Linked DNA regions of Homo sapiens: regions 2, 3, 4 and 5 are each linked to region 1. A link is a loop called in an ENCODE intact Hi-C map of the cell type or tissue named here. Cell type or tissue: HCT116. All regions are shown on one strand. Region 1 overlaps ELOVL3 (ELOVL fatty acid elongase 3). Region 2 overlaps SUFU (SUFU negative regulator of hedgehog signaling). Region 3 holds the start of FBXL15 (F-box and leucine rich repeat protein 15). Region 4 holds the start of LOC107984263 (a long non-coding RNA gene). Region 5 overlaps NFKB2 (nuclear factor kappa B subunit 2).

What was found. Hi-C counts contacts between places; a loop is a spot of excess contacts. Peaks named below come from ENCODE experiments on the same cell type or tissue, not always from the same donor. Only the 100,000 strongest peaks of a DNase experiment are listed, where the experiment ranks them.
Region 2: a loop joins it to region 1, with 9 times the contacts of the local background. A loop is called at or near these places in 33 of 110 quality-filtered maps.
Region 3: a loop joins it to region 1, with 10 times the contacts of the local background. A loop is called at or near these places in 9 of 110 quality-filtered maps.
Region 4: it touches region 1 in a loop (6-fold over the local background); 107 of 110 quality-filtered maps call a loop at or near these places.
Region 5: a loop joins it to region 1, with 9 times the contacts of the local background. A loop is called at or near these places in 55 of 110 quality-filtered maps.

What each region holds. Positions count from the first base shown.
Region 1 is chr10:102,227,832-102,232,831 of GRCh38, reverse strand. ELOVL3 (ELOVL fatty acid elongase 3) reads right to left here. Exons shown (of 4, transcript NM_152310.3): 3 at 4,264-4,415; 4 at 3,243-4,007. The coding sequence ends at 3,580. PITX3 (paired like homeodomain 3) reads left to right here. Exons shown (of 4, transcript NM_005029.4): 2 at 740-869; 3 at 1,042-1,244; 4 at 1,731-2,643. The coding sequence starts at 752. The coding sequence ends at 2,318. It also overlaps a transcript of GBF1 not described here. Among named protein-coding and RNA genes, the nearest start is that of ELOVL3, 4.0 kb to the right of the region's middle. RefSeq lists silencers at 2,080-2,179, 2,190-2,449, 2,806-2,974. In HCT116, CTCF peaks have their summits at 890 (motif pointing left), 1,762 and 2,897 (motif pointing left); DNase peaks (open chromatin) are centred at 851, 1,741, 2,261 and 2,871; H3K4me3 peaks cover 2,625 bases; H3K27ac peaks cover 1,873 bases.
Region 2 is chr10:102,581,898-102,586,897 of GRCh38, reverse strand. The region is part of intron 3 of SUFU (SUFU negative regulator of hedgehog signaling); the gene reads right to left. Among named protein-coding and RNA genes, the nearest start is that of TRIM8-DT, 59 kb to the left of the region's middle. In HCT116, a CTCF peak has its summit at 2,888 (motif pointing right); a DNase peak (open chromatin) is centred at 2,907.
Region 3 is chr10:102,420,709-102,425,708 of GRCh38, reverse strand. It overlaps FBXL15 (F-box and leucine rich repeat protein 15), which reads right to left and starts at 4,873. Exons shown (of 4, transcript NM_024326.4): 1 at 4,527-4,873; 2 at 4,202-4,355; 3 at 3,417-3,922; 4 at 2,573-2,905. The coding sequence starts at 4,579. The coding sequence ends at 2,716. It overlaps CUEDC2 (CUE domain containing 2), which reads left to right. Exons shown (of 9, transcript NM_024040.3): 2 at 511-594; 3 at 917-1,060; 4 at 1,149-1,210; 5 at 1,315-1,445; 6 at 1,531-1,713; 7 at 1,850-1,911; 8 at 1,992-2,052; 9 at 2,137-2,460. The coding sequence starts at 521. The coding sequence ends at 2,283. RefSeq lists enhancers at 2,566-2,625, 2,716-2,765, 2,956-3,015, 3,246-3,575, 4,486-4,955 and a silencer at 4,076-4,245. In HCT116, a CTCF peak has its summit at 2,844 (motif pointing right); DNase peaks (open chromatin) are centred at 2,858, 3,397, 4,278 and 4,618; H3K4me3 peaks cover 2,654 bases; H3K27ac peaks cover 2,801 bases.
Region 4 is chr10:102,349,411-102,354,410 of GRCh38, reverse strand. It overlaps GBF1 (golgi brefeldin A resistant guanine nucleotide exchange factor 1), which reads right to left. Exons shown (of 40, transcript NM_001377137.1): 5 at 3,037-3,155; 6 at 2,460-2,568; 7 at 1,893-1,953; 8 at 757-811. LOC107984263 (a long non-coding RNA gene) reads left to right here and starts at 3,095. Exons shown (of 2, transcript XR_001747574.3): 1 at 3,095-3,209. In HCT116, a CTCF peak has its summit at 2,110 (motif pointing right); a DNase peak (open chromatin) is centred at 2,110.
Region 5 is chr10:102,397,183-102,402,182 of GRCh38, reverse strand. NFKB2 (nuclear factor kappa B subunit 2) reads right to left here. Exons shown (of 23, transcript NM_001322934.2): 7 at 4,775-4,881; 8 at 4,498-4,656; 9 at 4,098-4,202; 10 at 3,886-3,971; 11 at 3,660-3,798; 12 at 3,319-3,444; 13 at 2,686-2,895; 14 at 2,465-2,606; 15 at 1,989-2,103; 16 at 1,692-1,905; 17 at 1,359-1,528; 18 at 1,134-1,236; 19 at 852-1,003; 20 at 665-734; 2 more. Among named protein-coding and RNA genes, the nearest start is that of NFKB2, 4.0 kb to the right of the region's middle. RefSeq lists enhancers at 612-1,308, 4,117-4,411 and a silencer at 2,583-2,902. In HCT116, a CTCF peak has its summit at 2,497 (motif pointing right); a DNase peak (open chromatin) is centred at 2,532; H3K4me3 peaks cover 1,988 bases; H3K27ac peaks cover 3,826 bases.

The DNA.
Region 1 (5,000 bases):
CTGGTCTGTGTCTCAGGTATGATTGGCTGAGGACCATGTATGAGTATAGGGGGATACTAAGCATTCAGGTGAGAAGGATTTTAAGTTTTTGCAGATGTAGTATAGGGTATGTAGCGTGCTATAGTGTAGATTTTGTTGTTGTTGTTTTTTGAGACAGCATCTTGCTCTGTCACCCAGGCTGGAGTGCAGTAGCACCATCTCGGCTCGCTGCAACCTCCGCCTCCCAGGTTCAAGCGATTCTCCTGCCTCAGCCTCCCGAGTAGCTGAGATTACAGGCACGTGCCACCCCGCCCAGCAATTTTTGTATTTTTAGTAGGGACGGGATTTTACCATGTTGGCCAGGCTGGTCTCGAACTCCTGACCTCAGGTGATCCACCCGCCTTGGCCTCCCAAAGTGCTGGGATTACAGGCGTGAGCCACTGCGCCCGGCCTATAGTCTACATTTTTATTAATTCAATAAATATTGAACCCCAACTGTATACCTGGCACAGTTCTAGTTCCCAGCAGTAAACGAAACGAAGTCTAGTTTATATATCTATGCAGAGAACCTCTCAGCATGCACCTCTGCGTCCTTAGGATGCTATTTCCCGATTCTATCCTAAGGAGCCCCACGCAGCCCCAGCTTTACGGCTGGGGTTGAGAAAGGCGCCAGGGAATTTACGAGGAAACGCTGCTGGGACCTAGCTAAGCCGGAGATTTTACCCCCATTACCCTGGTCTGTGTCTTCTCTCGCCTCCAGAGCCCTCCCTCCATGGAGTTCGGCCTGCTCAGCGAGGCAGAGGCCCGGAGCCCTGCCCTGTCGCTGTCAGACGCTGGCACTCCGCACCCCCAGCTCCCAGAGCACGGCTGCAAGGGCCAGGAGCACAGCGGTAAGCGCGCCCCCTTCCGGGGGTGCAGGACATAACAGCTTCATCCCCAGTGCGGGTGGGACCCCGGCTGGGCAGCCCCGGTGGGAGCCAGCGAGTGGCTTAGGAGGTCCCCGAGCCGGAGAATATGCGCTGGCTTGGGCGCTCTGTGACCTGCCCCCACCCTGGCCCCCAGACTCAGAAAAGGCCTCGGCTTCGCTGCCCGGCGGCTCCCCAGAGGACGGTTCGCTGAAAAAGAAGCAGCGGCGGCAGCGCACGCACTTCACCAGCCAGCAGCTACAGGAGCTAGAGGCGACCTTCCAGAGGAACCGCTACCCCGACATGAGCACGCGCGAGGAGATCGCCGTGTGGACCAACCTCACCGAGGCCCGCGTGCGGGTATGCTCTCCAGACCCGCGACTCGCACCCGCGCGGGCCCTCCGCGCTCAGCCTGCGACCCGGAGGCCAGCGGTTCCACCCCACCTGCCCCCTCCCTCGGACCCCGGACCCCGGACCCTGGCTCCCGGCCGCAGCCCCACGCGGTCTCTTGCCCGCCAACCTCCAGCCTCTGCTCCCACTGCTCCCTACTACTCGGACCGCGCGCTTCTTCGGCCCTGACACCGTCTCTCCTTCCCCTCACCACCCCTCCTCAACCCCATCCTACTGTCCCGCCAGACCCTGGCGCCGATGACTCGGTCCAGCCGCCCGCGCCTTCTGTTCTCCGACCCCGGACTCCGTGCGCTCCTTCCCTCCCACCCCGTCTCTAGCCACCTCATCTCGTTTATTGACCGCAGGGCCCCGGCTGGAAGCCCCGTCGGGGTGGCCCGCCCTTCAGCCGCTGGGACCCGGCCCCGGGCCCTGACCGCCTTTCTCCCGTGCCCGCAGGTGTGGTTCAAGAACCGGCGCGCCAAATGGCGGAAGCGCGAGCGCAGCCAGCAGGCCGAGCTATGCAAAGGCAGCTTCGCGGCGCCGCTCGGGGGGCTGGTGCCGCCCTACGAGGAGGTGTACCCCGGCTACTCGTACGGCAACTGGCCGCCCAAGGCTCTTGCCCCGCCGCTCGCCGCCAAGACCTTTCCATTCGCCTTCAACTCGGTCAACGTGGGGCCTCTGGCTTCGCAGCCCGTCTTCTCGCCACCCAGCTCCATCGCCGCCTCCATGGTGCCCTCCGCCGCGGCTGCCCCGGGCACCGTGCCAGGGCCTGGGGCCCTGCAGGGCCTGGGCGGGGGCCCCCCCGGGCTGGCTCCGGCCGCCGTGTCCTCCGGGGCCGTGTCCTGCCCTTATGCCTCGGCCGCCGCCGCCGCCGCGGCTGCCGCCTCTTCCCCCTACGTCTATCGGGACCCGTGTAACTCGAGCCTGGCCAGCCTGCGGCTCAAAGCCAAACAGCACGCCTCCTTCAGCTACCCCGCTGTGCACGGGCCGCCCCCGGCAGCCAACCTTAGTCCGTGCCAGTACGCCGTGGAAAGGCCCGTATGAGCGGCCCCGCCCGTAGATCATCCCCGAGGGCGGGGGCAACGATTCACAGCCTCCGCGGACTGGGGTCATTTTGACTGGCTTGCTCCCGCCCCAGGGTCTGAAAGGGGTGTTTGGGCAGCTGGGGGGCACCGGCTCAGGAGAGGGCCTTCCCCTCCCAGCCCTGAGGGGTGGACTAGGCCCTACACACAGACCGCGCCCCTGGGACTAAAGCCAGGAACAGGGACCAGCTCCCCGGGGGCCAACTCACCCTTGGCCCATCCCGCCTTCTCCAGGCTTCCCCTCCCTCGTTTTCAAAGATAAATGAAATAAACGTGCGCGGACTGTCGAAGGCGTGATGATTCAAAGTTGCGCTTGAGTCCTCTTCCCTTCATCCTCCCCCACTGTCTACAGGCGAGCTGGATGTACAGGAACGAAGTGAGGGTCCAGGCTTCTAGGGACTCAGTCCCACTCACCACCCCCCCTACTCCAGGTCGGGGCAGCCCGGGATTCCTGCAGCAAAGAGGTGCGTGCGTGCGGGGGACGTGGGAAACCGGCTACCTGGCTGGCATCGGCCACAGCCGGTGCTGCGGCGCCACCTCGTGGTCTCAGGGAGGCTAGCTGGTAGATCTGGTCTCCAACGCTTCCTTGTAGGTGTCAGCTCTGCTATTCAGGGAGCCTATGACTTTAGATAAAGTTACTCCGCCTTTCTGCACCTGTTTCTCACTGTTCCTATGAGGGGCTTGGGTCTCTAACAGCAATAAAATTCTGGTCTGTAACAGACATTTGTTAAGTGCCTACCAGGCCTAGGATTCTTTCAGTGTCTGTGTGTGTGCCTCTCACCCTTCCACACACCCTCAGGCGTCCCACCTGCAGATCATCCCCTTGGTAGCAGCCTCCTGCCATCACAGCAGCCCTCTTTCCCCCCAAATCCCCCAACTCTCAAAATTTTGTTGAAATCTTTAATTTAAAAAAACAGAGCAAGAAGAAGAAAGATTTCTGGATAGAAATTAAATAATCAGCTCTTAGGACCCTCCTCCGCCCCACTCCCATCCCAGGGCCTGCTTGGCCTTCACATTAAAAACAGAAACATTAAAGTAACAGACCACACCCCCATCCCAAGGTCACCCTTCTTGTCTGTCAAAAATTCCAGCCACCTTGGGGCACACATCCTCTGGGGAAACCATGCAGGTAAGGCAACCTAATCATTCTCCCAAAACTAAGCCCAGCCTCTTGGTGCCCTGGAGAAGAGAGAGCCTGGAGCTTCATTGTTCTCTCCAAACCTTCACTGGCTCTTGGTCTTGGCTTTGACCTTGGGCCTGATGTAGGTCTGGCAGAAGAAGTGGGCAAAGAGGATGAAATAGGTCATATACAAGATGAAGGACCAGAATAAGTGTTCCATCGTGGTGTGGCATCCCTGATCCTGCCTCCAGATGTACGTGAGGATGCTGACGATGGCTCCTACAAACATCTGCAAGATCTGCAGGCTGGTGATGAGCATGGGCAGCATCTTGGGGGGCTTCACGTTGGCAGCCTTCAGAGTGTAGTAGGTGTACATGATGGCATGAACACCAAAGTTCATGGTGACGAACCAGCCTCCTGCAGGCACTTTGTTCTTGTATCCAAAGCTTGTGTACACGAGCACTGTGCTGTGGTGGTACCAGTGAATAAAGATGAGTGGCCGCTTACGCAGGATGATGAAGGCTGTGTCTCCTGGGAGATGGAGAGTCATAGTTGGCATACCACCCAGTGCTGGGACCACCCTCTGCACTGGATGTAGGGACACGGGAGAAATTCTCAGGGGAGGGAAGGGGGTCTTTGTGGCAGAGAATCTGTAGAGGGGCTTGGGTGAGAGGTATTATTGGGACCCAAGGGTAGGAAAGAGACCCTCCATGGGATGGGTGAAGGGAGGGCCCTGAGGAAGGATGCAGTTCACAAGGCACCAGAAAGACAAAGCTTTGCCACTCACCGAGTTCTATGACCTTGCTGAGAAGAAAGACCCAGGACCAGAATTTGACTGTGGAATTATCGATGAAGTTGATGAAGCACACGGTTTGCTTTAGGCCCCCGGTAAGTAGCACAGTCCCCATAATGCCCCACATCCTCACTGCCCCCAGGATACTGAAATGGGACAAAGGAAGATGGTGTAAGTGTCATCCCCAGGCACCAATAATCCACCCTTCCCCCGGCTTGGCCAGGTTACTGTGTTCCAAGCTCTACCACCTCCCCACCTGTCCACAGGGGGTGGGTCAAAGCTCCTGAGATCCTGAAGCCAATCTGGTAGATCCAATCAGTAGTCTAGAGGAGACGAGGGCTGGAGAAAGATCAGGGAATGCAGGGGGATGGGACTGAAAGTTGAGTTAAGGAATGGGGTTCTTGGGAGGGGTTAGGAGCCTGGGAGGAGATGTGTAGAGGGATAGGGGAAGACTGAAGGAGTTTGGGGGAGAAAATATGGGGAAGTTATTGGAGGGTCTTGAGAGAGGGTGTTAGGAGGTGACACTATTAGAGGCTGGAGAAATTAGTTGCGAGTACAGACTCTACGAAGGCAAGAGGGACAAAGCAGAGACCACCAGGTAGGGGTCTAAAAGAGAAGGAAAACAGGATAATATAACAGAAGAGGGTGAAGGCTGGGAGGGGAACTAAAGCCGAGAATGAGATGGGGAGAGTGTTACAAGGCAACTTGGGGACAGGATGGAGGTTGATGCA
Region 2 (5,000 bases), 350 kb before region 1:
TAGAATGGTGGTTGTCAGAGGCTGGGGGAGAAGCGAGTGGGGAGTTATTGCTTAGTGGGTACAGAGTTTAAGTTGGGGAAGATGAAAAACTTCTAGAGATGGATGGTGGTAATGTCTGCAAAACAATGTGAATGTACTTAATAATGTCACAGAACTGTACACTTAGAAATTGTTAAAATGATAAATTTTATGTTACATATATTTAATCACAATTTCTTTTTTTTTGAGACGGAGTCTCGCTCTGTCGCCCAGGCTAGAGTGCGGTGGCGTGATCTCGGCTCACTGCAAGCTCCGCCTCCCGAGTTCTGGCCATTCTCCTGCCTCAGCCTCCCGAGTAGCTGGGACTACAGGCACCCGCCACCATGCCCGGCTAATTTTTAGTATTTTTAGTAGAGACAGGGTTTCACCGTGTTAGCCAGGATGGTCTCGATCTCCTGACCTCATGATCCACCCGCCTCGGCCTCCCAAAGTGCTGGGATTACAGGCGTAAGCCACCGTGCCCAGGCTTAATCACATTTTAAAAGAAAAAACCCAGAGAATGAGAGAAAATATTTGCAAATCATATATCTAATAAGTATCCAGCATATATTAAGTATTTTGTATCCAGAATATATAAAGAGTTCTTACAACTCAATAATAAAAGATAAATAATTCAATTTAAAAATGAGCAAAGGATCTGAATATATTTCTCCAAAGAAGACATACAAATAGCTGGCCGGGCATGGTGGCTCACACCTGTAATCCCAGCACTTTGGGAGGCCAAGGCGGGCAGATCACCTGAGGTCAGAAGTTCAAGACCAGCCTGGCCAACATGGTGAAACCCCGTCTCTACTAAAAATACAAATATTAGCCAGGTGTGGTGGCATGAGCCTGTAATCCCAGCTACTAGGGAGGTTGAGACAGGAGAATTGTTTGAACCCGGAAGGCAGAGGTTGCAGTGAGCCAGGATCGTGCCATTGCCTTCCAGCCTGGGCAACAGAGTGAGACTCTGTCAAAAAAAAAAAAAAAAGATATACAAATAGCTAATAAGCACATAAAAAGATCCTCAATGCCATTAACCATCAGAGGAATGCAAATCAAAACCACAATGAGGCCAGTGCAGTGGCCTCCCAAAGTGTTGGGAGGCCAAGGTGAGAGGATCGCTTGAGGCCAGGAGTTTGAGACCAGCCAGGGCAACCATGGCAAAACCCCATCTCTATAAAAAACAAACAAACAAACAAAAAATTAGCTGGGTGTGGTGGCCCAAGCCTGTAGTCCCAGGTACTCGGGAGGTTGAAGTGGGAGGATTGTTTGAGCCCGGGATGTGGAGGCTGCAGTGAGCTTTGGTCGCACCATAGTATTCCAGCCTGGATGACAGAGTGAGACCCTGTCTCAAAAAACAAAAGAAAAGAAAACAGAAAACCCACAATGAGACACCACCACTTCATATCCACTAGAATGTTTAAAACAAAAAAGATGGCAATTACAAGTATTATCTGGCAATAAAAAGGAACAAAATACTAATATATACTATAACATGAACCTTAAAGACATTATGCTAAGTGAAAAAAGCCAGTCATAATAGACCTTATATGATTCCATCCATATGGAATGTCCAGAATAGGCAAATCTATGGAAACAGATAGTAGATTAGTGGTTGTCTAGGGCTGTGATGGTTGGAGGGAATAGGGAGTGACCAATATGAGGTTCTTTTTTTATGGTGATGGTTTCACAACTGTGGATTACATGGTATGTGAATCGTATGTCAATAAATCTGTTATTAAAAAAGAAAATATAGCAGGCAAAAGGAAGGAATCTTGAGGCACAGGCAAAGTAGGGGAAGCAAGGCCAAGCCTTTAAATTCCTTGTTCCCACCACCCCAGGCACAGCAGCCTGGCCTGGGAGAAACCTGACCCATAATGCTGAGACATCACAGCACTGTGTATGTCTACATGACCTGAACAATCACCTACTAACATGTTCTTTTCTACAAATGAGAAAAGGATGCTTGAGATTGCCCACAGTCTCACAGTACGTCAGTGATGATGGGCATGGCCCAACACTTTCCAAACTTTGGGCTCATCCACAACACCCATCAGCATGTTTGCCATATCTGTGCACCATCTGTACCATTACTTACCTGTATTTTTCCCCCTAAAATTGACTTGCCTTTTTTTTTTAACCTAAACAAACTTACTCTGAAAAGGCAACTTCATATCACTATACTAAATAAGGAAAATTAATGGCAAATTAGCGTTGCTTACCTCAAGTGGTAACTTCAGGATAATATAACAAAATGTTATTAATTTCTAACTGATATTGTTGCCTACCTAAAATTGTTTAAAAAATGAAATAAACAAGGGTCAAAGAGCTGTTCAAGGTTTAAAGAGTCATATAGAGCTGAGACAAAATCACCAAGACTGAGAGAGAACAAACTGGGCCGGGCATGGTGGCTCATGCCTGTAATCCTAGCATTTTGGGAGGCCCAGTGAGAGGATCTCTTGAGCCCAGGAGTTCAAAACCAGCCTGGGCAACATAGTAAGACCCCATCTTAAATTAAAAAAAAGACAAAGAGAACCAAAGAGAGAAAAGTGGCTTCACTATTCATGCTACCAGTTACCACTCTTGTGCAGTTACCAGCTGAAATCGCCTGCTGGTTTTGGCAAACCCTGGCTTAGTGGTGAACTTCGGAGTTGGGAAGGCCCTGTTTCTATTTGCCTCCATCCCTAACTGGATGTGACCCTGGGCAACTTGCCCAAACACAGTATCTAAGCCTGTTAACAGGAAATAGCGTGCCTACTCAATATGCTTTCTACTGCAGTATGTTATTACTCGTGTACTGGAATACAGTACAGATACTCTCACCCAAGTCACCAGAAAACAGGACTGGCCACAGAGCTTGTCGCTACCAGCAAGTGCCCAGTAGGTGGCACCATTGCTCCTGGTTTAAGAAACAGATGGGCCAGTTCCCTGGAGCTCTGCATCCCTATCTGATGTCTAGTCTGTAGAAACATACCCCAAACCGAACATCACACACCAGGGCCTGTTGTGGGGTGGGGAGAGGGGGGAGGGATAGCATTAGGAGATATACCTAATGTTAAATGACGAGTTAATCGGTGCAGCACACCAACATGGCACATGTATACATATGCAACAAACCTGCACGTTGTGCACATGTACCCTAAAACTTAAAGTACAATTAAAAAAAAAGAAAAAAGAAAAAGAAACATACCCCAAACCGGGTGGGGATTTATTTAGGCTGGAAACAGGGAAAAGGCTGGAAAGATTTGGAGCCATGACCTTTGACCTTTTATTAACCAGAATTAACATGATTTTAAAATACTGTGCAAACCCAAACTGTTTGAACCAGAATGACCAAAAAGCACTTTGTGCAGGCTTAATAACTTGGGAAGAGGCTTAATTTAGGCAGCTGGGAAAGGGAGACTCTAAGGCAAGAAAAGGGAGTCGGGCCCAGGTGTTGCTCTAGGATCAACACGTTCCACCCTGAGCATGTGTGATCAGGCTTTGGCCAAAGGTACTCCTGAGTTAAAGTGGGGAGCAGAAAGTGCAACTTCCATCAGAAATGCTTGGAGAGCAGGACACTAACAGAAACTTCTAGTGAGGGGCAGGGTCTTCCGCAGCTCTGCCTGATGAAGGAACTAGACTTATGAGCTCTTCTGTGGACAAGAAATGGTCTTTCTTAACAATGAAAGAGCCCTGGTCACAGTTTTCAAGCATGGGACAAAGCCACAATGAGTTCATTCTTGAGTCCGGTCTGGTCTTTATGCCCTGGATGCTCAGACCCATTCTGTTGGAGCCACTGTGGGGTCTCAGCACTCAGGCCCCTGCGCCCACCCTGGGAAGCTCTTGGCCCCTTCAGAGGGGCTTTCAAATGCTAATAATGTCTCAGTTAGAGGCCCAGCTGTTCAGTCCAGCGGTTACAGGAGCTGGCTTCCTCTCTCTTGCTCCCCAAGGTATCCTCATTGAAAAGTCAGGGTGAAAATCCCAGAGACCTCCACTTAAACCACACAGCAGAGGCTCCCCCGCACCCAGTGTCTGAAAGAACGTCGCCATTCCAGGTAAGGGCTGGGTAGACACTTTCTATTCCCTTCCCTCCTTGGAGCTTTGCCCCCAGGTACCAGGAGAAACCTCCCTCAGCTACCCGACTTTTATGTTGTTTGGCAAATTCACTGGAAGGGAAATACCACTCCAGGATAGCAAAAGGAGTCTCTCCCCTCCCCGCCAAAAATGCTAGTTACAGTTCTACACCTTGCTCACTTGGGAGAAAGATTTCATTCCTCCACGTCTCATTCCCCATTAACAAACAACTCCTGGGCAAGAACTCTGAAAACGTGGGGGGTGCTGAACAGGCGCACAGAATCCTACTGGCTCCTCCAATTGGCCATCACCCCACCCCCACCTCCCTGACATCCAGCTTCAGTTATGGTGGTTTGAAGTTGGACTGTCCCGGATATAATAAGTTAGCAAAATCTAGGGAGAGGGGTTGCAGAAGAAAACAGCTATTGTTTGTAAAATAGTGCTGCCTTTGAAACATAGAAGCAAATACATTCCTTGAGTTCTTACAAATACATTCTTCAAGAGTTCTTAATTCATCCTAACTCTAGACAGTGCCAGCCTGCCTCCCTTCTGTGCAAAAGTACAGGCCCCGTGATGTTCTACATAATAGCCTGGAAACTAACACCCCAACCCAGGGTCAGAATTAACATGCTTGGTCTGTGGAGCGGGGACTAATGTTCCCTTTGGGAGCCCAGGAGCGTGAAGCTTGGCGCTGTGAAAGCCAAATGCCCCTTTTCTCCAGGTGCTCTTCTGCGTGCTCTGAGATTATTCCGTGCTTTCCAGGGACAGAGAACAAGGGCAGGAAACGCAGCTGGACTGTGCCAGGTGTCACAGGAGTGGCTAGTCTGCAAGAGGTGTTTTTGAGAGAGCAGGAAAATGGGAGGTGACCCAAAGCAGGCTGGGAGACTCAGGTCTGTCAACTTGGAGGTCAAATATTTGACAAT
Region 3 (5,000 bases), 190 kb before region 1:
TCCCCTTCTATCTGGGCCCCAGAGCCAGAAAAGCCCCTTTGTGCAGAGGGTGGGTGGCCTGTTCTGGGTGGGGGAAGGGCTGTGCTTGGTCCTGAGGCTGAGCCTTGAGGGGCTGGACAATGGGGCCCCTTGTGATTGGACTTGGGGGCCAAGGGGCTCCCTCAGTGATGGGATTCCTGAGCCAGGAGGCATGTGACCCCAAGACCTTGTCAGAAGGTCTGGGACTGCTGCTGGGGAATGGGGTAGGGGGGTGGGGAGAGGTAGGGGGGTGGGGAGAGGTGGGGGGGCGCCTCCTCTAGAGGCTGTCTCCAGACACAGTGCCCTGTCCTGTCTCAGGCTGAAGGAGGTGAGATGGGCGGAGGAGGGGGCATGGTTCTACTTGGGGGAACAGAGAGGGCAGCATCAACAGATGGTTCCATAGCAGGCCAGGAGGGAGGAGCCACTGCCCCCAGGCCCAGTGGGTGGGGGCAGGCAGAAGAAGGCCTGGCCATCCTGTCTGTGTCCCTTCAGAAGAGAGAGCATGGAGCTGGAGAGGATCGTCAGTGCAGCCCTCCTTGCCTTTGTCCAGACACACCTCCCGGAGGCCGACCTCAGGTAGAGACGGGTCCCCCGGAAGGCTCATGTCAGTGCTGGAGCTGGAGCTGCCGGGCAGTACTATGGGTACTGGCTGATGGAAAGACAGCAGGAGGGCTGACTAGGATTTGCTGAGAGGCCTTACCTCTCATCCTGTCCCTGTCACCTTTGTTGGGCAGATGGGAAACCATAGCTCTGAGGGAGGGGGTTATACTCTCTGGCCTTAAAGATAAAGGTCTAGCTCATAGACCCCATGAAGCTGAGGGCTGGAGTCTCAGGATAGGTGGGGGTGCTGGAGGCATCCAGTGTCCTACCCAGGGCTTGTCCTGTTCCCTTCCTGCAGTGGCTTGGATGAGGTCATCTTCTCCTATGTGCTTGGGGTCCTGGAGGACCTGGGCCCCTCGGGCCCATCAGAGGAGAACTTCGATATGGAGGCTTTCACTGAGATGATGGAGGCCTATGTGCCTGGCTTCGCCCACATCCCCAGGTAGGTTCTGGCTAGGGCCAGGAGGAGGAAGGGGCTGGCTGATTATGGGGTGGGCAGAGTCATCCTCTCACTGCCCTCATCTTTTCAGGGGCACAATAGGGGACATGATGCAGAAGCTCTCAGGGCAGCTGAGCGATGCCAGGAACAAAGGTGAGTCTGGGGCTCTGGGCACCTGAGTGATTCATAATCCCGCTCCCCCAACTGCCTGCTCCCCAGAGCCTTGGCAAACCTGATGCTCTCTTTGCCTCTTTAAGAGAACCTGCAACCGCAGAGCTCTGGTGTCCAAGGTCAGGTGCCCATCTCCCCAGAGCCCCTGCAGCGGCCCGAAATGCTCAAAGAAGAGACTAGGTCTTCGGCTGCTGCTGCTGCAGACACCCAAGATGAGGTACTGGTAGAGGAGGGTACCGATGAGGGACCCAGGGGGCTGGAAAGGGGGGAGTATTGCCTCTTGTTAACGTTTGTACCCTTAGGCAACTGGCGCTGAGGAGGAGCTTCTGCCAGGGGTGGATGTACTCCTGGAGGTGTTCCCTACCTGTTCGGTGGAGCAGGCCCAGTGGGTGCTGGCCAAAGCTCGGGGGGACTTGGAAGAAGCTGTGCAGATGCTGGTAGAGGGAAAGGAAGAGGGGCCTGCAGCCTGGGAGGGCCCCAACCAGGTATCTTTTCCCAGCACCCTCTACCATGTAGCCTCAGCTACATTCCACCTTGGTGTTAAGCCCCAACCCCTACCTATCCCCATCTGTTTCCCCTGCTGGTGCCCTTGGGCCTAGACCAGGCCTCCCCTCTCTGCAGGACCTGCCCAGACGCCTCAGAGGCCCCCAAAAGGATGAGCTGAAGTCCTTCATCCTGCAGAAGTGAGTCTGGGCTGGGCTGGGCTGGGCCCTAGAGGGTCTTCCCAGGGTGACAGGAGCTTCACCCAGCCAGTTTTTGACAGGTACATGATGGTGGATAGCGCAGAGGATCAGAAGATTCACCGGCCCATGGCTCCCAAGGAGGTGAGAGAGTTAAGGGTTGCTGGGGATGCGGAATGGGTGGGACTGGCTCCTGGCTTCTGCCACTCACTGCTGATTGCCTGACAGGCCCCCAAGAAGCTGATCCGATACATCGACAACCAGGTAGTGAGCACCAAAGGGGAGCGATTCAAAGATGTGCGGAACCCTGAGGCCGAGGAGATGAAGGCCACATACATCAACCTCAAGCCAGCCAGAAAGTACCGCTTCCATTGAGGCACTCGCCGGACTCTGCCCGAGCCTTCTAGGCTCAGATCCCAGAGGGATGCAGGAGCCCTATACCCCTACACAGGGGCCCCCTAACTCCTGTCCCCCTTCTCTACTCCTTTGCTCCATAGTGTTAACCTACTCTCGGAGCTGCCTCCATGGGCACAGTAAAGGTGGCCCAAGGAAGGTGTGAGTGCATTCTGGTCATTTCTGCCTCAGGACTGGGATACTATGCCTGTCTGACCTTTCCTCCCCAACCTCGAATCCCCTATCTTCAACAGGGCAGCACCAGGCAAGAGGGGGTAAAAAGCTCTTTATTTGAAGCTCCAGGGTGGGGCAGGGCACTGGCCTCTCACCAGAGGTCCTCACAGTTCAGTTTCCCTACAGCTCAGTGTCAGGCCCCAGCCACACAGTCCAGCTGTGCTCCGATTGGCAGGCGGGTCAGACCTGCAGGTTGACAAAAGGTGCGAAGCCCGCCATATCCTGCAGCAGCACCAGGGCCTGGTGCAGCGGCGGCTCCACGTCGATGTCCACGCCGCGCTTCCGCAAGCGGCTCAGGCTGGACTCCGCCACATGGTGGCAGTGCCGCACCCGCAGCGAACGCAGCACGGGGCAGTACTCGGCCAATGTCCTGAGGGAGGAGCAGGGTGAGGCTAGGGACATGAGGCCACCACACCTTTGGTGGGGTAAGGTGGAGGCCCGGGCTCACTCAGCCTCGGACTGGCTCCGGCAAAATCCCGGTCTCCCTCCAGCTCGGGGCAGGGGCATACTTTTTCCGTCCCTACACAAGGGAGGCGCCTGGATTGGCTTCCAGTGAGCTGGAGACTTCCTGTCTCATTTAAGGGGGGAACCTGGCCCTCAGCTCCGCCTAGGATTGCAAGATCTCCCCCTTGTTGAAGAAAAGCCAGAAGTCGACTTTCTATGTGAAATCTCCCAATGTGTAAACATTGGTTGAAAAAAGTTTTTAAACTATGGGCTCTCTGGCCTAGGCAATCCTAGAGGCCCTTTCTGTTCAGAATGGGGGTGCTGTGGTTTGCAGGAAGATTCAGAACCCTCAGTCCGGCCTTTTAACAACTACAGCCCGCCCCATACCAGCAGAGGCTAAGTGACTGCCCTCCTCCCGCCCTATCAGGCCCAGGCACCTGACACCGTCGCTTCCGACGCGGAGGCAGCCGGTGAGGTCAAGGTGGTGGAGTTCTGGGCAGTTCCGAGCCAACTCTTGAACCGCGGCGTCCCCCACGTTGGCGTTGACGGCCAGAGAGAGGCTGCGGAGACCAGCGCCGCGCCTCTGCGCCAGGTACACGATGGCCTCGTCCTTGAGCTGGCGGCAGGCGGTGAGATCCAGCTCCTCCAGGGCCGGGCAGCGATCAGCGAGGCCGCGCAGCGCCAGCCCGTCCACCCAGTCACAGTGCGCGAGCGACAGGCGCTGCAGGCGTGGGCAGCCCTCGGCCAAAGCCCCAAGCGCCCGGCGACTCAGTTGCCCGCAGCCGCCCAACGCCACACTCCGCAGCTGCGGATTCCGCGCCAGCACCGGCACCAGGTCCTCGTCTGACAGCCATTCGTGACACGGCGCCAGTGCCAGCTCCTGCAGCCCCTCGGCATCCCGCAGCAGCCGGGCCAATGCGGCCCGCGGGATCTGCGGACCCACCTGCGGGCGGGGAGGCACCCCAACTCTCAGCCCGTCCCGCACTCCTCAGCCGCCTATGCACCCCTGACCTGAGTTCTTTTCTGGCAGCCTCCTGCTCTCCCAGGAGAGACCCCACTTTCCCTCTGAGTCGCTACCGAGTATTTGCCCTTTGGTGCGTGGATCCCTTCCGGGCAGCCCCGGCGGCCCAAGGGGGTCCAGAAGGGCATACTGCGGGGCTGGGGGCTGGGCTAGAGGCGGGGCGGTACCCAGGCAGGGGCGGGGCTTCAGCCCCCGGCTCACCTGCGCGGCATCGAAGCGACGCAGCCCGGCCAGGTGAAGCTGCACCAGCGACCGGAAGGCCCGGCTAACGCGCTGCAGCCGGAGCAGCTGGCGCAGCGGGACCCGGTTCAGGACGTGTGGGAGCAGCACGTCTTCCCAGGGCAGGTCCAGGAACCTGCGAGTAAAGGGGCGTTGGCACTGGCGTCCCGGGGCCACTATTACCTGCGAGTCCGCCTCCGTTATGTTCCTGCGCCCCAGCTCCCAAGAGCGGCCCCCAGACCCAGCCCCGGCTCGGCTCCCCTCCCTCAGGTTCCTCTTCCCTCTCGGCCCCTCCGGTGCTCGGTACCTGACGGCTCCGGGCTCTTGCTCCCCTCCGGACGGCTCCATCGGTGGCTCCATCGGCTGTCTATTGCGCGTGCGCAGTAAGATTTTCTCGCTTTGGCCTTGGAGTGGCCGCACCAAACCCGCCTCCTTGGCCTGTAGAGACAGACCTATTTAATCGAGTGCCGTCTCACCGAGGATCCGATCTGAAAGCTTTTCGGGTGGACCCCGAAACGGAGGCGGAACAGACCGGTGGTGTAACATTAGGCCTCGCCTTCTCGGCTACAGGGCTTGAGGCCTGAAGCTGGAGAATGCGGTGGGCATCAGAGACTGGCTTCTGTCGTCCTCTTGAGCCAGTAGCCGCCTCTGAGCGAAGTGGTGGTGGGAGGAGCAGGCAAGGCCAAACGCGGAGGGGGCGGAGCCAGGACTCTTAGGTTACCGGCCTCTCCTCTGCCCTCTGGTCGCGTTTAGCGACTTTGAAAAACGGGGAGAAACTATC
Region 4 (5,000 bases), 120 kb before region 1:
CCACTACTTAGCTCCAGTTTGTTGAGGAGACATGGAGATATCTGCGAAAGACAGGCAAACGCACGATTTAACAGTGAAATAAACTCAGACACATACCAACAGGGAACAGGGCAGGAATGGGGATGGATGACAGGGGAGAGGAGAAGGTCAGGTGCATGCATCACACAGCTAAGGGTCATCTCCATAGGTAGACCCTCTTAGGGCTGCAAGCGGAATCCTCATCAGAGGCCCGTGAAGTCCAGGGCTTCAGTTCAAGATAGAAAGAAGCCATTCTTTTGACCACTATTCTTCTCCTAGCAGTTTAAGAACCCTTTGGTTCTTAACTTGACTAATCTCTTCAATACAGACTAGCACAAGCAAGAGCCCAGTCTAATTCAGCATTGAGGTAGGATTTGGGACATAGCCTCTCTAGGCCTTCTACCTGCGGATAAGGCTAAGTCTTGAGGGGATGGCAGGACTTTCATCTTTGTCAACAGACATTTTTAGCCAAGACTGATGGGTACCATGCAGTTTCCATGAAGAACTGGCTCACCAGCTTACATGGTGGTTCAAAGATAGGCCAGAGCAGAAAAGCTGAGGAAGGGATATATCTGGAAGAGAATACATTTCTCACGAAAGGAGTGAGAGCTACTTCTAGATTCCAAGCAGACCTGTTTAGGCAAAAGCATATCTTTGCTAAGCAAGGTTACCCCAAGGCACTGAAGTTGGGAGATTAAGGTTTGGATGAGGGACAGCAGATCAGCTCTCAGATCATACCTTCTTCATGTTGGTCCCCACATAGTTCTTGGGTTCTTCTTTAAACTGAGGTAACCTATAAGATAGAAAATCCATCAACTGTCATTAGGGATAATGACAAATGTCTCCCTCCATGCCAGCCACAAACCAAAGGTGCTCTGAGCCAGAGCATGCCCTGTGTCTTAGAAAAGGCTACAAAAGAGAAGCAGACTAATTTCATCCTTTTCAGAGCTTCATCAAAGAGCCACAGGAATCGGGGGATGTGTGACATGGACAAAAGGAGGTAGTTGTGAGAGCAAGGTAAGTGCCCTTGGAGTGTGGAGGCTCTTTTTATCCTGAGACTGATTCCTTCCTGCTTATATTTACTTGGCAAATACTGCTGCCAAGAGATGGGGGGAGGGCAGTCTATCAAAACCCTAGGAGAGTGGGCAAAAGAGAAGAATTAACAGGCAGGTTGAAGTTTTGAAACCAGTAAATTTGAGCCTGAGGAGCAAAAAATTCTTTGCAGCAGGATCCAAGGGCAGTCTAGTCTGTAGATAATAAGGATTATTATCTATAGATTTGAGAGCAAAAAGAAATCCCAGAGGAAGGTTTAAAGCCATTGCCTCAGCTCTTCTGTGAGTCTGTTGAAAGGAGGTGCAGGAAACAGGCCTAGTATGAAAAGGCCTCCTAGGCCCTAGGCTAAGGGCCTTACCAAAGGGTAACCAACCATCTTGGTTTGCCTGGGACTGAGGGGGGTTTGCCAGGATGCAGAACTTTTAGTGCTGAAATCAGGACAGTCCCAGGCAATTCACAATTGCTAGTCACCCTAATTTTGGCCCTCTCCCACAGAAATCATGATCCCTTGAGTTTGGCTTCCTCTCTGGGTTCCCTTTCCCAGCTGCTACCTGCACAGAAACAGACACAAATTTGGGAAGCAGAATGAGGTCTGCTGGCCTATATTAAATAACCCTCTGCCTCCCCGTGAGGCCAAATCAGCTCCCTCCTCCTTCTCCCTTGCTCAGTAACCCTGGGCCCAGAGAACTACCCCCCATCCATAATCCCAGTGGCCTCTGATGCGGCTGTGGGGTTGGCCAGGTCCCTGACGTGGCTGTGTGGAAGCAGGCAGACTCAAGAGGCCTGGGCAGCCGGGCTGAAGCAAACAGCAGCAGGTTTACCTTGTGAAGAGCAGCTGCACCATGTCTACGAGAGTGTGCTCTGCGGATTTTCTCAATAACTCTGCACAGGCAAAAACAAATAACACAGGTGTCATTACTTGCTGTGCTATTATCAAGAGGGTTCTCAGAGCAGACTCCCCTCCAAACCTTGTTTACCAAGGATTATGCCAAACTTATTAAAACCAGCTCCAGCTCAGCCTGGCAGCCAGAACTTCACTGGCCCACTAGGTGGCACTACTGAGTCAGGGAAAAAAGGGGAGGTATAGATGTGTTCTAGGGGGTTGCAGGTTGGTGTCAATCCCAGAAACCCCAAGAGAGGGTGATTTGGTGCCTGGGCTAAGTCAATCTGGGATCCATCCCAACTCCTGCCCTGGCATAATGGGCTGAGGTCTCTATTCTAGCTTCACAATAGCCAAGTACAGACATTTCTTCTAGACCCCTATGATCGCATGAGATAGATGATGGAGAAGTCCTGAATTTTCCATCTCTCTGGGAAGACAGCCTCCTGTATTCATACTCAGACACTGGCCCCAGGAATGGTGAAGGGGCTAATATCCAAGCACCTACCACTGAGCCTCATTTCAAAGCAGATCCGGAAGCAAGACTGCATAATCTCACACACAGATTCATTGGTTAGGTGGGCACCCACTGGGGTTAGCAGCAGAGTCCGTAGAACCTATCAGGAAGAAAAAGGAATTACTGTGATAAACAAGGTACTGAGAGGTACTCAAGGGTAAGAGAGAGGGGTTAGCAAGAATGCTGACCTCACCTCAGCTTGGTAGAGAGGTCTCCAAGAAGCTTGTCCTTGGAATTGTTTCTTCACTTTTTATGACCCTGACATATTTCAGAACTGATTCTAGCCCTAGCCCATGAGCCCAAGAGATGGACGGCACAAATACAGTCGGCCAGAGGTACAAGTGTATTTAAGGCTTCTGGTATTTGACATCACTTCATATAAAGCTTTTACTGATTTTCCTTAGAAAAAGCTTTTACTTTGGGTACCCCAGCTGCTTGTCTGGAAACAAAGTAGCTCCCCTAAGCCCCAGTGGAGTCAAAACACAGTTTCATGCTGTGGGCAGAGTAAGTAGAGTCTGCGGCACCAGCCCCTGGCCATTAGCCTAATTGCTATTTCCCTCTCGCTTACCTGAAGGATTTTCATCAGGACAACTTCATCACTGGCAGGATCCGTGCCCACAAAACGAGCATGGGTGACAGCATCTGCCATGTTCTCCATGCCCTCTGCTGTGCCCTCATGGGTGGGATCTGCTCCAGCGAAAAAGGAAAGATTAAGTGATGTGGAGAGGAGAGAGATAAAAGGTAAGGCAGCCTGTCTAGCTTTGAGAGACAGTTTTTCCTCTTCAGTTCCCTAACCCGTGGCTCCTTGAGCTACCTGAGAATTTTTGCCCACAACTGATTTTTTTTTTTTTTTTTTGAGACAGAGTCTCACTTTGTGGCCCAGGCTGGAGTGCAATGACGTGATCTCAGCTTACTGCAACCTCCGCCTCTTGGGTTCAAGCGATTTTCCTGCCTTAGCCTCCCGAGTAGCTGGCATTACAGGCGCCCACCACCATGCCCAGCTAATTTTTTTTGTACTTTTAGTAGAGATGGGGTTTTGCCATGTTGGCTAGGCTGGTCTTGAACTCCTGACCTCAGGTGATCCACCTGCCTCGGCCTCCCAAAGTGCTGGGATTACAGATGTGAGCCACTGCACCCGGCCCCATAACTGGTTTTAATGAGCTCCTCAACACAAAATCCACTGGGTAAAACTGTGGTTCTCAATTGCTGGACCCATACCACAAAGTTTTGATTTTGTATGCCCAGAGTGGGGCCTGAGAATTTGTGTTTCTAACAAGACCCCAGTTGAAGTTAAACACCACCGAGCAGGGGACCATACTCTGGGAATCACTAGTATAAATCTACTAATTTCATAGACGAGGGGCCTGGAAACAAGAGTTTTTGACTCAGAACAAGAACCAGGTAGGGCCAAAGCTTGTGGCCTTTTCTCCTTTCATCTTTCAACACAGCTTCTCTCTCTGGTTGCTTTTGGAGTTTTGTGTTCAGGCGCAACTGAATTAGGGGAGCAGGAGGAGGAAATGAACACTCACTGCCGCCAATACTCATATCTGAGTGCCACATTACAGCAGATTGAAGACTTTTTTTTTTTTTTTGGAGATGGAGTTTCGCTCTTGTTGGCAGGCTGGAGTGCTATGGTGAGATCCTGGCTCACTGCAACCTCCGTCTCCTAGGTTCAAGCGATTCTCCTGCCTGAGGCTTCCCGAGTAGCTGGGATTACAGGCATGCGCCGCCACGCCTGGCTAATTTTGTATTTTTAGTAGAGACAGGGTTTCTCCATGTTGGTCAGGCTGGTCTCGAACTCCCGACCTCAGGTATCTGCCAGCCTCGGCCTCCCAAAGTGCTGGGATTACAGGTGTGAGCTACCATGCCTGGCCCAAAGACCTCTTCTTTAGTTTCATTCTTATTTAAAATAATATGACGACGAGCAAGAATCCTGTTTCCAGCTTAACAGGCATTAGGAGAGAAAAAAGATAAACTAAACAGGACTGGAGGCTGACTAGCTGGGGGGTAGGCAGGAGGGAGAATTTCAGCTGTACAGAATAAGAGGGGAGAAGCTAGAGGTCAGACAACCGGCACCACGCTGGAAATGAACACAAATGCTATTAAGCAGGGAACTCAGCTCCCATTCATGTATTAAATAGCCACGAGAAATAGCCAAATAAGTTGTCACCATCAAGGGTCTTGCCTAGCTCCTGCCCTAGGTCTGCTCTGAAGGATCCTTTCCAGAGCTGTTTAGTTCTAAAGGGGGAGCCTAAGTAGGGGGAAAGGGCAGGCATATGAAAAAGCTTTGTGAGTGACAGAGAAAGTTGCTCCAGAGGTGGCATGGTGTAATGCAGGAACACCCCCTAATTTTAGTCACAGGAATTATAAGATTGTTGTTATTTTTTCTCTCTCTTTCTTTTGAATTGAGACAGAGTCTCACTCTGTCATCCAGGCCAGATGGAGTCCAGTGGCATGATCTCGGATCACTGCAACCTCTGCCTCCTGGGTTCAAGCAATTCTCCTGCCTCAGCCTCCTGAGTAGCTGGGATT
Region 5 (5,000 bases), 170 kb before region 1:
ACCTTCCAGGGAGGCCCCTTTACCTGTGCTGGGCAGCTTGTCTCGGGTTTCTGGACCCCTCAGCAGCCTCACTCCCTCCTCTAGGCCCATGTCAGACAGGGCCTCCAGTAGACCTGCCAGGTCCCCGCCAGCCAGCTGAGAAGACAGAGGAATGAGGTCTGAGTCATGGTTAGGGCATGTGCTCGGGAGCCCTGGGGCCAAGGAGGCACCTGGACTCAGATCGGGAAAGGAGGCTGGGGAGGGGGCAGGGCACAGGCCAACCCACCTCGTAGCTGCGCAGGAGGCTGCCACTGGGTGAGGTTGTCTGTCGGTACGTGTCTACCAGGCTGCGCAGCCCCAGACGCTCTGCCAGCTCTGCCCAGCTGCCCTGGGCTTCTGGCCCGTCTAGCAGCTGCTCCAGGTTCTGCAGAGCTGTATCACCAAGTGACAGTCCCGGCCCTTAGGGGGACACACATACAGACATGTCATTTACCTCCAGAGTTGGGTGGGGACATGGACACCTGAACACTGCCTTTCTCCCAAGGTAAGCGACAGACAGGACCATGAGGGGTGATGGACGGGGCTGAGGGTAGAGAAAGGGAGGCCTCCTTCAGAGGTCCTGAAGGAGAAGAGACCTCTGTGAGGAGTCAGAGGAGTCGGGCTGGGGATGCCTGATGCTTCTCACCTGCTGGGCTGGGCGGGGTCAGGGGTGGCTCCATGGTGTTCTGAGCAGCATTTAGCAGCAAGGTCTTCACCTGGGGAGACAGCCGCAGTTCTGACTACCTCCCACCTCGTCCTTAAGCCTGTGTCTTTAAGTCCAGATACTCTGGACCCCGTCACTCAGAGCACTTCTAGTCCCGGGCTGGCCTCACCTTGGTGCTGCAAGTGAGGTCAAGAGGCGTGTGGCCCCGGAAGCTGCTTCGGGTGTCCTTCTCAGGCCCTTCAGAGTCCGAGTCGCTATCAGAGGTAGGGGGTGAAGGCAGTGGGCACAGGGGCTCCTCGTTTTCAGCATGGATGTCAGCACCTGGGAGAGGGAGGCCGTCATGGGGCGGTATGGTGGGGGCCTACATTAAGGACTGCAAAGTCGGGGGACTGGGAGGCACCTCTCTCCCTTCCCCCCACCCTGTTCAAGTGCCCCTGAGGGTGAGACTGACCAGCCTTCAGAAGGAGGCGGGTGAGGGTCGGGTACCCCAGTCCAGCTGCCAGGTGCAGGGGTGTGTTTCCCGCAAAGGTGCGAGCGTTCACGTTGGCCCGGAGCTGGGGGTGCGAGCAGCGAGAGTTGACACCACAGCATGGTCCCCTTGGCCAGCCCCCCCCTTCACCATCTTTGGCCCCTCCACCACCCTTGGCCCCACTCCTTCCACAATCCTCAGTCCCACCTTGGTGACCAGATGGGTGACCAACCCCAGCTCCTCCATCTCTGTGGCTAGATGCAAGGCTGTTCGTCCCCCCTGCCGCTCTGTGGCCTCCACTTCAGCCCCACTGTCCACCAGCAGATCCAGGCACTCAGGGCTTCGGGCTCGGACTGCCAGGTGTACTGGATACAGTCCTAAGGATGCAGGATGCTCAACCTGCAGCTGTGACCCTTAAGGCAGCCCCTGGACCAGCCCTGACCATTCAATCTCGACACCTCATAGTCCATTCTGGGCACTGGCCAGATACCCTCCCTGGTCCCCGCCTGCCCCCTTAGTCAGGTGAGATGGGGAGCTCACCCTCAAAGTCAGGCATATGCAACAGCTGGGGCACAGCAGGAGCTCCACTCTGAAGCAGTGCACGCAGCAGCTCAGGAGCACCAGCGCCTGCCCGCAGCGCCAGATGCATGGCTGAGTCTCCATGCCGATCCAGCAGAGCTGGGTCTGCACCTACCCGCAGCAGAAAGCTCACCACACTCGTCTGCCCCGTGATCACCGCCAGGTGCAGGGGCGTCTGGGGATGAAAGCAGGGTGAGCCAGGCCCGAGACCCACTTGCCTTCCAACCCCTCCCACCTCCCCAGTAGGCGCCCCCGCACCTGGTGCAGGTGGTTGGTGAGGTTGACAACGCCGAGGTCCTGGGCGTGGTGGATGACATAGACTATCTGCTCAATGACACTGGTCTGCCCGTGGATGATGGCTAGGTGCAGTGGTCTGGGGGTTGGGGAGCGAGAGTCTGGCCCAGCCACTCAGAGCATCCTTCGCTTTCAAGGCCCCACCGCCCTCATAGTCTCCCTCGCTGGGGCCCATGGAACCCAGCACGTGGCCCAGGGCATCGCTGTGCCTGCACTTAACGTTTCGCAGCACCTTTTGAGGTAGGTAAGTGCTATGACTGTACCCCTTGCACGGTCGACCAAACTGAAGTTTGGAGAGACCAAGCAGCTTGAACAGAGCTTGTGAACACCGAGGCCGGACTTGAAGCCTGGCGTGTCCGAAAACTGCAGAGCCCGCCTCCGTGCCGGTCCCTTTCCTGCCCCCACCCCGCGCCTCGTCCGCCAGGCCCTCTGTTGCCTACGTGTCTCCGTTCTCGTCCTGCGCCGTCAGCAGGTGGCGCTGTCCCGCCAGCAGCGCGCGCGCGTCCGCGGTGACGCCGTAGTCGAGTAGGGCTCGGGCGCTGCGCTGCGCCAGGCCGAACAGGCGCGCGTTGTACTCTCGAGCTACGGGCCACAGAGGGCGTGGGTCAGGGCTAGGTCCTCAGCCCCGGCGCCCCGACCGCCCGTGCCCCGGAGTCCATACCTCGCTGCAGCATCTCCGGGGCCTGCGGCTCGCACTGGGGGGTCCTGGAGGGGGCGCTTGGCTCCGCGGCTTCCTCCCCGGAGTCCCTGCTGGGCACCGTGGCGGCCATCTGCGCCCCGCCCCCGCCTCCCGGGTAGCAGCCCATGGGGCCCGCGCCGGACTGGTAGGGGCTGTAGGCCAGGGAGGAGGGGAAGAAACCGAGGCTGCCACCTGTGGATACAGGCAGGGCTGTGGGAAGCGGGCACCAGCCATGACTCTCCCAGATTTTTTTTTTTTTTTTTTGAGACGGAGTTTCGCTCTTATTGCCCAGCCTGGAGTGCAGTGGTGTGATCTCAGCTTACTGCAACCTCTTGTCTCCCAGGGTTCAAGCGATTCTCCTGCCTCAGCCTCCCGAGTAGCTGGGATTACAGGCGCCTGCCACCATGCCCAGCTAATGTTTGTATTTTTAGTAGAGACGAGGTTTCACGCTGTTGGCCAAGCTGGTCTTGAACTCCTGATCTCAGGTAATCTGCCTGCCTTGGCCTCCCAAAGGGCTGGATTACAGGCGTGAGCCACCACGCCCGGCCTCCCCCAGATTTTTTTCCTCCACAGCTTCTCTTACCTTTACCCCTCCCTCCATCAGTACCCCCTCACCTCCTCCAGCTCCTCCGTAGCCCCCGGCTGCACCCCCAGAGCCTCCACCCATGTGGGAGCCACCCCCGAAGGGCTGGGAGAAGGTGGGCAAGGCCTTCCTCCGCTTCCGCTGCACCTCTTCCTTGTCTGGGGGCAGAGGAAAATGAGATTGAGCCCAGTTATTGTGTCATGCCTCAGGGGCCCTTCCCAGAAGAGCCCTCAGGGCCGGCTCCTAGGAAGCACCTCCTGGGACCCTCGCACTTCTGACTTGGCTCATGCATCCCCACATCTAGCTCTTGGGACCTTCTTCTAGCCCAGCCTGGCCCCCCGCCAGCACCCTGAGGTCCTCAGCCCAGCTCCACCTTCCACCAGAGGGTAATAGGTGAACTGTTTGGAATCAGACACGTCCCCTCCTCGCTTGCGTTTCAGTTGCAGAAACACTGTTACAGGCCGCTCAATCTTCATCTTGTGATAGGGGGGTGTCCGGAACACAATGGCATACTGGGGGGTGCAGGGAGACACAGGGTGTCAGTGAGTCCTTAGCCTAATTTAGCCCCCAGCCCGGGCCCGGGCCCTAGCCCTGGGTACCTGTTTATGCACATCTGTGGGAGAGAAGTCCCCAAAGGCCTGCCATCCATTCTCATCATCCTCATAGAACCGAACCTCAATGTCATCTACAAGGAAAACGGAAGCTTGGCCACAGCTCCCGGTGGAATCTCTGGGGCCATTTACCCTAGAGCTTCCCTGGCCCCAGTCTTATACTCGATGTCCTTGGTGCCCAAAGTGGGCTCCAGTCTCACCTTTCTGCACCTTGTCACAAAGCAGATAAACTTCATCTCCACCCCGCACAGAGCCTGCTGTCTTGTCCATTCGAGAAATCTTCAGGTTTGATGCCCCCGGAGATTCTATGGAGTGGGATATGGATTAGTTGAGATGATGCAATAGCCAAGGCCACATTTAAGAAGCTGGGGGCTTTGTATTCCTTATCTCAGCAACCCCTGGAGCTGCAGGAAACACCCAATATACACATTTACTAAAGACAGAAGCTTCGGGGGGGAAATGACTTGCTCAGGATCACTCAGCTCATATGTGGCAGGGCCAGGTTCTGAAACCTGGGTCTGTTTGACTGCACAGCTTGAGGTCACCCCTCATGCCACCTCTGCCACCAGGCCTGGCACCCCAGGCAATCAGGATACTCACTGCTGTCATGGATGGGCTGGGAGATGACTGGCTTCAGGGGCAGGGAGAAGGAGCCATCACTGGCTCTAAGGAAGGCAGAGAAGCGCAGCCGCACTATACTCAGATCCATCACCTTCTTCAGTTCTTTGGCCTCTTGCTCCAGCTCCCGCTGCTCGGCCTCTGGGCAGTAGGTACATGTGTGACCCCTGGGCTTCTCCCTCCCTGCTCCTTCCATGAGCACCTCCCATGACCCACCCACCCCCTGCACCCATACCCGACCCACCCCCTGCACCCATACCCGTAAGGCCCTGGGGCCTAGAGCGGAGCCGCTGCCTCTGAAGTTTTTGTATCATAGTCCCCATCATGTTCTTCTTAGTCACATGCAGGACACCCAGGTTGTTAAATCTGAGAAGAGAGAATCGGAGGCCTTTGGCCATGCAGTTCTTTCTTCCTGAGGCACCTTTCCCATTGCCAGGGCTCAGCTCAGCCTTACTTCCTCAAGGAAGCCATTGGAGTTTCTACTT